2 separate regions of the Homo sapiens genome follow, and region 2 is linked to region 1. A link is an interaction called in ENCODE POLR2A ChIA-PET data of the cell type or tissue named here. Cell type or tissue: K562. All regions are shown on one strand. Each heading gives the region's core, and the rest is flanking DNA. Links, peaks and the distances in the headings are about the cores only.

Region 1 (4,392 bases), core at 177-4,176:
GGGTTTTCATCCTCCTCTTGCCTCAACCTCAAAGACTCTTCCCAGCTCAAGAACTGGGGGCCACCCTTGATAAAGCTTTATCTGGCCCCTGATGTATTCTCATCTCCCCAGCTACCTTGGCCTAGATCTGCAGAAATCCCTTTCCTTTTCTTTCTGTAAAGCAAAAGCTGAAAATTTTCAAAAATAACATGACCAGAGAACAAAAGAAAATCAAGTACAGAGAAAACACTGTAGCATGAAAACAAACGTATGGATTTTGCATGAATTTCAAAACAGATTTTACAACTTTCTCATCCTAATGGATGTAAGGTATAGCTACAGGTTTGGCTAATGGAAATTTCAGGGCACCTGCTCTTTCCCCTTAAAGCTATCAGGGTGGAGTGCCAAGCTCACTCTTGACCATGTGGATTTGGGTGGGCATGGAGAGAGGCATGCTGGGAGATTCAGGCCCTCCCCAAATCACCTTCCATGTGCAGTCTGCCAAGGCCACGTTGCTGACTGGGGTCAAGACAGCCTACAGCTGCCTTGTTCCTGAGGCCATGGCCGGATAAGGAAGCCAGCTTCCAGTCCAGCCCTTCCGATTCCTCGCCACACTTCAAGCTTATGGCTCTGATTGCCACTTCTTCCTGGAAGGCTCAGATATAACTTCTGAAAGTCGTGTTTTCACCAGGACCTCTTTTCCTGTGTCTCCTTCACTTGCTCAAAGGAAGCAGATGTCCTGTGGTTTCTCCCTGTAAGCAAAGATTAGTTTCTTCACCAGTTCTGGTCAACTAGAACCTGGCCCTTACCTTCCCGGTAGTCATGGAGCCTGTGGTTTGGCTGGCTCCGCACAGGGTTAACAAATGCCTCTTGGGGAAGACAGTGTGGTCTGGTGGAAAGAACCACCACTTACTAGCTACATGACTACTAAGCCTGCAAGCCTCTGTTTCCTCACCTGTAGAATGGGGTGTGACTTTCACAGTAGTTGTGAGGAGTGACTGAAGTCAAGCATATAAAAGCAACAAGAAGGGACAGGTGTGGTGGCTCACGCCTGTAATCCCAGTACTTTGAGAGGCTGAGGCAGGCAGATCACCTGAGGTCAGGAGTTCGAGACCAGCCTGGCCAACATAGTGAAACCCTGTCTCTACTAAAAATACAAAAATTAGGCGTGGTGGTGTGGGTCTGTAATCCCAGCTACTAGGGAGGCTGAGGCAGGAGAATTGCTTGAACCCGGGAGGCGGAGGTTGCAGTGAGCCGAGATCACACCACTGCACTCCAGCCTGGGCGACAAAGTGAGACTCTGTCTCAAAAAGAAAAACAGACAATTTTTTATAGCAATGGGACATCATCTCACAAGGCATTTGTTTCACTAAGAGAGGAATTTTGAGACACATGGTATTTCCAAAGCACTTTCTGGCCAAGGAGCTCAAATGACCGTACGGATATTCTTAAGGAATGAGAATTACCACTTCCTTTCCTGGCAGCTTTCTTTTTTTTATTATTTTTTTTTGAGACGGAGTCTCGCTCTGTTGCCCAGGCTGGAGTGCAGTGGCGTGACCTCGGCTCACTGCAACCTCTGCCTCCCAGGTTCAAGCAGTTCTCCTGCCCCAGCCTCCTGAGTAGCTGGGATTACAGGCACACTTTTCGCTGGGTGCGGCGGCTCACGCCTGTAATCTCAGCACTTTGGGTGGCTGAGGTGGATGGATCATTTGAACCCAGGAGTTCGAGATCAGCCTGGGCAACATGGCAAGACCCCATCTCCACAATAAATATAAAAATTAACGAAGCATGGTGGCACACACCTGTAGTCCAAGCTACTCGGGAGGCTGAGGTGGGAGGATCACTTGAGCCTGAGAGGTGGAGGTTGCAGTGAGCCGAGACTGTACCACTGCACTCTAGCCCGGGCAACAGAGTGAGACCCTGTCACACAAACAAAACAAAACAAAACAAAACAAACAAAAAAACAAAAAACGACTCCACCCCTGCCTGTTGCCCTCTTCCCAGAATATATGGGACTTCACACCACACACACACACACACACACACACACACCAGTTTGGCCACTCATCAAGGAATACATCAAACAAACACTTTTACAGCTGATTGCTTTACAGGATCATAATTTTAATTTCTCAGAGATCTCATTTAGTTTTCTCTACCAGTGATACCTATGACAGTTTCTATTATCAGAATGTCCTGACTTTAAGCATCAGGGCCCTAACTCAAGTCACCAGAGGCAGCTTGAAGAGGACCTCTGCCTTGGCATGCTGTATGAATGTTTGTGTCCTTAGGGCTGGCCGAGCAGGGCTCAACCTGGGCACTTTAAAAACATGGTATCTGGCCTGAATTCATGGCCAAGGATATTTGTAAAATGATGTGCTTCTCATTGGGAATAGAAGGCACATTAAGGTTGGAGGCAGAGGAGAATGGAAAGCACAGTTCCTATGTTAGCTCAGACAGGAAATGATGGACATTCAATTCCATAAGCCCAGCGTGTGACAGCATTCTGAAATAGATTGCCTTCAAGTTTCTTTTTTTTTTTTTTTTTTTTTTTGAGACTGAGTCTCGCTCTGTCGCCCAGGCTGGAGTACAGTGGCACGATCTCGGCTCACTACAAGCTCCGCCTCCTGGGTTCACGCCACTTTCCTGCCTCAGCCTCCCGAGTAGCTGGGACTACAGGCGCCCGCCACCACGCCCAGCTAATTTTTTGTATTTTTTTTAGTAGAGACGGGGTTTCACCATGTTGTCCAGGATGGTCTCGATCTCCTGACCTCGTGATCCGCCCGCCTCGGCCTCCCAAAGTGCTGGGATTACAGGCGTGAGCCACCGCGCCCGGCCCAAGTTTCTTGATTTTATCTGGATCTTACACCACTTTGAGAATCTGATAAAATATATTGACCTTTTCCTCAGAAAAATGCATATATCCACAAAATTTTGCATATGATATTAAGTGTTTATGAACCTGGCCTGGCTAACTTTGTATTTTTAGTAGAGACGGGGTTTCAACATGTGGGCCAGGCTGGTCTCAAACTCCTGACCTCAGGTGATCCACCTGCCTCGGCCTCCCAAAGTGCTGGGATTACAGGCATGAGACACTGTGCCCAGCCAAGATTCAGTTCTTAGAATGAACCAAAGTGCTCTTTGTCCTGTTTGCTGTCTTGGCATTTCCACTGATGTTAAATCTCAAGAGGTGAAATCTGCACACAAATACTCACTGTCACTCAGGAGGACGCAGCTCAGGAGGTAAGGTGGACATCACTGAGTTGGTACAGGTCTTACATGCAAGACAGAAGCCGTGTTCTGGAGATTTGCTGCTCTTCTTTGGTGTTAAGCCTCTTGCTTTATTAAACAACTAAGTCATGATGAACCATTGGAAGGAGCTGCGCTGTTTCCAGTTTGTCTGGAGGACATATTAAAAGACTAGTTTCTGGAATACATTTGTGTAACTTAATTTTGTTGATGTTTTCTTATTTGATGTCTAGTAATACTTTTTTTTTTTTTTTTTTTTTTTGAGATGGAGTTTTGCTCTTGTTGCCCAGGCTGGAGTGCAATGGCAAGATCTCAGCTCACCACAACCTCTGCCTTCTTTTTTCTTCTGTTTTTAAAACTTGTGGTAAAATCTAGATAACAAAAAGTTTGCCATTTTAACCATTTTTAAGTGGACAGTTCAGTGGCATTAGTTACATTCCCAATGTTGTGTAACCACCACTATTATCCATTTCCAGAAGGTTTTCATCACCCGAAACAGAAACTCTGTACCCATTAAATAGTAACTCCCCATTCTACCCTTCTCTCCCTCCATAACCTCTGTTTTACCTTCTGCATCCATCAAGTTGCCTGTTATAGATAATTCACATAGAATCATTCAGTATTTGTTTCTTTTTGTATCACGTATCAAAATTTCCTTTTTTTTTTTTTGCTTTTGAGACAGTCTTGCTTTGTCGCCCAGGCTGGAGTGCAGGTGCACAACCATGGCTCACTGCAGCCCTCACCTCTCCTGCTCGAGAGTTCCTCCCACCTCAGCCATCTGAGTAGCTGGGACTACATGTGTGCGCCACCATACCCAACTAATTTTTTGGTTTTTTTTGTACATACGGGGTTTTGCCATGTGGCCCAGGGTGGTCTCGAACTCCTGGGCTGAAGTGATCCACCCACCTTGGTCTCCCAAAGTGTTGGGATTACAAGCATGAGCCACTGCGCTGGAATGCAATGACACGATCTCAGCTCACTGCAACCTCTGCCTCTCGGGTTCAAGTGATTCTCCTGCCTCAGCCTCCCAAGTAGCTGGGAGTAGAGCCATGCGCCACCACGCCCGGCTAATTTTTGTATTTTTAGTAGAGACGGGGTTTCGCCATGTTGGTCAGGCTGATCTCGATCTCCTGACCTCAGGTGATCACCTGCCTCAGCCTCCCA
Region 2 (4,392 bases), core at 298-4,297, 970 kb before region 1:
AGGCAGACAGTAATGAATGCACATTTTATCTGTTTTTCTGGCTGTCTTCTGGGAAAGAGTTAGGACTGGTAAGAAGCTGGCATTTAAGTATGTGCTCACTTATTGGTCACCCTTTCTCTGTTTTATGTGGAAAAACAGGTTAACAAGCCTGTAAAAAGTCTACAGGACCCCTTTCTTATAGACAGTTGTGGGTCACTGCCATCACTTGCCTCCTGCTTCTCAGCTTCTCTCCTGTGGCTTCCTCCTCCTCTGCATGTGCCTTTCATGCCTGCCATCCTAGTAAGAGCAAGATAATGAAAAGGAAGGAATGAGGACTGGGAGAGTAGTGAGGGGACACAGTCCAGGCACCCAGAGACCCCTGGCATAAACACGCACTCAGGGAATGCCACCCCTCACTGCAAAGCCAGATGGGAGCAACAGACCTCCCGGGGCTGCCCCACGCCCCCCAGATCTGAGCGCACCCAAGCCCTGTTCTGTCTTAGGCACTTGGTGGAAACCTCTAATACATTGTCCTGGTGAGAGGGAGTTTGGGGAGGTTATCTAAATACATCCTTTTCAGAATAAGCAAATTTCTACTTTCCATGATTGCAAAAGTTGTCTTAGGCAAGGGACTGCTTTGAAAACTGACCAACTGGCACTCAGAATAGGAGGCCTCTGAAGGGAGGATAGTTTCAGGATCTGCCAGATGTCAGTTTTGAGCCTAGATTCACTTTTGTCAGCTGAATGACCTTGGACAAGGTATTTACTCTTGGTATTGATTCCCTTATCAAGAAAATGGGGATAATGAGCAGCCCTCCCAAGGTGTCCTGGCATTGAGCAGCTCTGGGGATCTAAGTACAGGCCCATAGCAAGCCCAAAGCCTGCAGCTACAGTCACCACCACCTCTGTCCTTGTAGCCCTCATGGGAAACAGGGGCACCACGGGACCATCGGTTGTGCTGTGGGGTGCTTCAACTCCCACATGCCTTTCATCCTTCCCGGCTGCATGTTCAGTTGCAGACTCGACCTCTCACACTGGTCTCAATCTATCAGCAAGCCATGAGCCCTGCCTCTTCACTCCACGGATGAGTGGGAGCAGTGTAAGTGATAACACTTTGGATGCATGAGGCTGTTTTCCCATGTGATAAAGCGTCAAGTCTTCCCCACAGAGGGAGAAGGAACACCAATATGCAGACCACAATCAATGAACAGCAGTTTGTCCTTTAATTTGAATGTCAGGAAAAAAAAAATGTGAGTTTCATTTCCTTAAAGCAACCCCAATCCACCACTCTTTTGCTGTAAAAGTTATCTTTATGAGATACAAAAGCTTTGGGAATAGTATATTCTTCTGAGACACGGTATTATCCAATTAGAACATCTCAGGGCTGTATCTTGTTTCATTTTGTTTAATTTGATAACCAGTGTTTTTTTTCTTTTTTGAGACAGTCTCACTGTTGCCCAGGCTGGAGTGCATTGGCACCATCTTAGCTCACTGCAGCCTCCACCTCCTGGGTTCAAGTGATTCTCCTGTCTCAGCTTCCCAAGTAGCTGGGATTACAGGCATGCGCCACCATGCCCAGCTAATTTTTGTATTTTTAGTAGAGACAGGGTTTCACCCTGTTGTTGAGGCTGGTCTCAAACTCCTGGCCTCAAGTGATCGGCCCTCCTCAGCCTCCCAAAGTGCTGGATTACAGGCGTGAGCCACCACACCCAGACGGCTTTGTTAATATATAGATTATTTAAGAAATCAAAAATCCATTTCTTAATCAATACCTGTTATGGGTCTGCTCAGATTATTAACCCAAATAGGCCAGAAACTTCTTGTCAAACCTTAGCCTGGGATTTTGTTTTGCTTGAGTCTGTTTAACTGGCTGGATTTGCCTCTACTTGATCTACTAGGACCCAGATCCACATCGAAGGCCAAGGGATTTCAGTGCCCTCATAAGAGACTTTGCCCTTTTTTTCTCTCCCCTTTTAATACAAGTATTATCTTCCATTTCTGCAGGCAGTGGGGCCTCTTTCCAGATAAGCAGCTCATCCTGGCTCTGCCAGTCCCGGGTTTTGAAACCTGCCTCTTTGGAGAGCTGTTTGAAAGCTTCTGAAGAATGCTTGCTTTTATCTCAAGACTCAGAGGCAAGCATTAGCTGGAATGTCTGTCTGAGACCGTTCCCCACAAAGATACTGTCACACAGATAGGTCAACTGCTATCTTCTCAAGGCACTTGCAGACTTGACATGCTTCCCCAGCCCATTCATGGACCTAGTCACTGCTGTTTGTGCCCAGAGCCCTCTCCTCTGGGCGTTTTCTTTTCCTTTTGTCCCCAGCTCTTGTATGAGCCTTACTGAGAAGGACTCCCGGGCTATACCAATGCTTAGTGGGAAAGTGGGCTGCAGTTGATTGGTAATGTCTGTCCTGAACACAATATGGCTGGCAGGGCCACGTTCTCATCTTTGCTGTCCTTAGCCTAAACTTTTTATAAGGTTATTGCCACGGTATTCACAAGACAGCTGTCTTCGGCATTTCCAGCTTTCCTCTTTGACCAGAATGCCTCCTGGACTTGGTGAAATGAGGTCTTTTCCTTAATATGCTACCTGTTTGGATAATTTTATTTAGAGTCAGCCTATACATGTTTCTTGTGGTCTCACAGTATTATTTACCTTTTCTGAGCTCTGGGTGTGATACCCTACATTGACAGGATGCAGCAATCTGAGATGCCACTCTTTGCAATACGGTTGTATTTCTCTCTGTCCTGATGTCTCAGTGATAATTTCAGGCAGCATCAATGGAGTCACCATCTAATTCCCATCATCCTTTGACTCTCAGAGGGAAACTCTTAAATACCAGCCATGCCCCAGTTCCATCCCTCAGACTATTTCTCCCTCATGTATTCCTAATTTCAATTTTATTTCTCTACTCTTTCTCTGGCCAACCCTGATATTCATTTCCTAATTAGAGATTATGAGAATTTTAATGGTGACCAAAGCCTGGCTATTCTTGAAACTGACAAACGTTTATTCCCATCAAAGGGAAACCTCTGGGGTAACAGGATTAACTAGTGACTGTTATTTTCTTCACTGTTTCCTATAGTTTCCAAATTTGTCAATCAGCATATATTACTTTTATAAGCAGAAAAAAATGTGTTTAAAAAAAATCTAGACTAGTGGTTTTTGGTCTTTTTTTTTTTTTAAGCTGCAGAACTTTGTTCAAATCTTAGAGGGAAATAAATGAAACAGCAGCTGTTCTGGTTGAAGTGAAGTCTGTGTATGTTTCTGTTTGCATTTGTGTGTGTGTGTTTGTATATGTGGGTTTTTTTGTGTGTGTGTTTGTTTCCATGTATGTGTATTTGTGAATGTGTATGTGTTAGTGTGTTCATGAATGTGTATGTATATGCATGCATATGCATGCTTGCATGTCTGTGTGTATGTACAGTATATCTCCCTATGTTGCTGGATATTATGACTTTCTCATCGCCAGAGGGGAGCACACATCTAGACTCTCTTTGCCCATCAAATAGGAAATTGTGCCTGGCTCCAGGGCTGGCCTCTGTTATTGCAGAGTTAATGCCTTTCAACAAAGAGCCTGTGAGGTTTATCAGGCACCATCCGTTGGGAGTCGCTCTGCCATTTCTGTGCAGGGACATTCCTTTCGTCTGTCAGTTAACAGGCGGCACTTTCCCCCTGTATTCTCCAGGGCCTCTGCCTGCTGCGGGTTGCGGGAGGGGAGTGAGATCATGTCACAGACAGGTCCTTTTTCAGGACAGCCTTTTCAGAACAGATGTGAAGAAGTGATTCTCTGAGATGTCCTTGGCAGGGCCTGAATCCTCCCATTCTCCCAGCCTTGTGTTTTGGATGGTCCAGGTCTCTCCCTGTATGAATGTGCTGGAGGCCTCTCCATTTCTGGAAGGGCCACACCCAAACTTTCCCCAGGACTGGCTGTTCTGTTAAGGATGGTGAGGAAGAAGAAAAGTACAAGTCATACACATGCCAGGGACATATGGGAGGCCAAAGAGACACTCTTTTCAGTGCTCTCTCCTCCCACTCCCTGTGTGGCCACAAGTTTTGTGGCAAAATGTCTTTGAGCCCAAAGGTTGAGGAGCCAGAATGAAGCCTTTTGCAACAACTAAGAAACGTTTCTTTGTGAAATGTTAGGTGCTCTCTGAAATCTTTTGGGGACACAAAATTTGAGGAAGGTCTGTATTTTGTGGCGTATTGGGTGAAAGCCACCACATTAGCATGTGCACATGCCATAGGGAGGAAGTTAACATGGTTGCTAAGAGCTACAACTTCAGGGCCAGACTTTGTGTATTTGAAACCACCTACTAGCTATGTAGCCTTGTCTAAGATACTTACACCGACTCTAAGACTCAGTTCTTCTCTTCTTAAAAGAGGATGGTACTGGTTCCTAACTCCTGAGA

The links. ChIA-PET counts read pairs that join two places held together with the same protein. Peaks named below come from ENCODE experiments on the same cell type or tissue, not always from the same donor. Only the 100,000 strongest peaks of a DNase experiment are listed, where the experiment ranks them.
Region 2: POLR2A ChIA-PET joins it to region 1 with 5 read pairs; 2 of 35 experiments call an interaction of 5 or more read pairs at or near these places.

Annotation. Positions count from the first base shown.
Region 1 is chr13:45,356,648-45,361,039 of GRCh38, forward strand. The region is part of intron 3 of TPT1-AS1 (TPT1 antisense RNA 1); the gene reads left to right. Among named protein-coding and RNA genes, the nearest start is that of TPT1-AS1, 17 kb to the left of the region's middle. In K562, for the core only: no CTCF peak of the experiment used is centred there; no DNase peak of the experiment used is centred there.
Region 2 is chr13:44,384,989-44,389,380 of GRCh38, forward strand. The region is part of intron 2 of SERP2 (stress associated endoplasmic reticulum protein family member 2); the gene reads left to right. Among named protein-coding and RNA genes, the nearest start is that of SERP2, 13 kb to the left of the region's middle. In K562, for the core only: a CTCF peak has its summit at 3,610; DNase peaks (open chromatin) are centred at 2,193 and 3,663; H3K4me3 peaks cover 361 bases.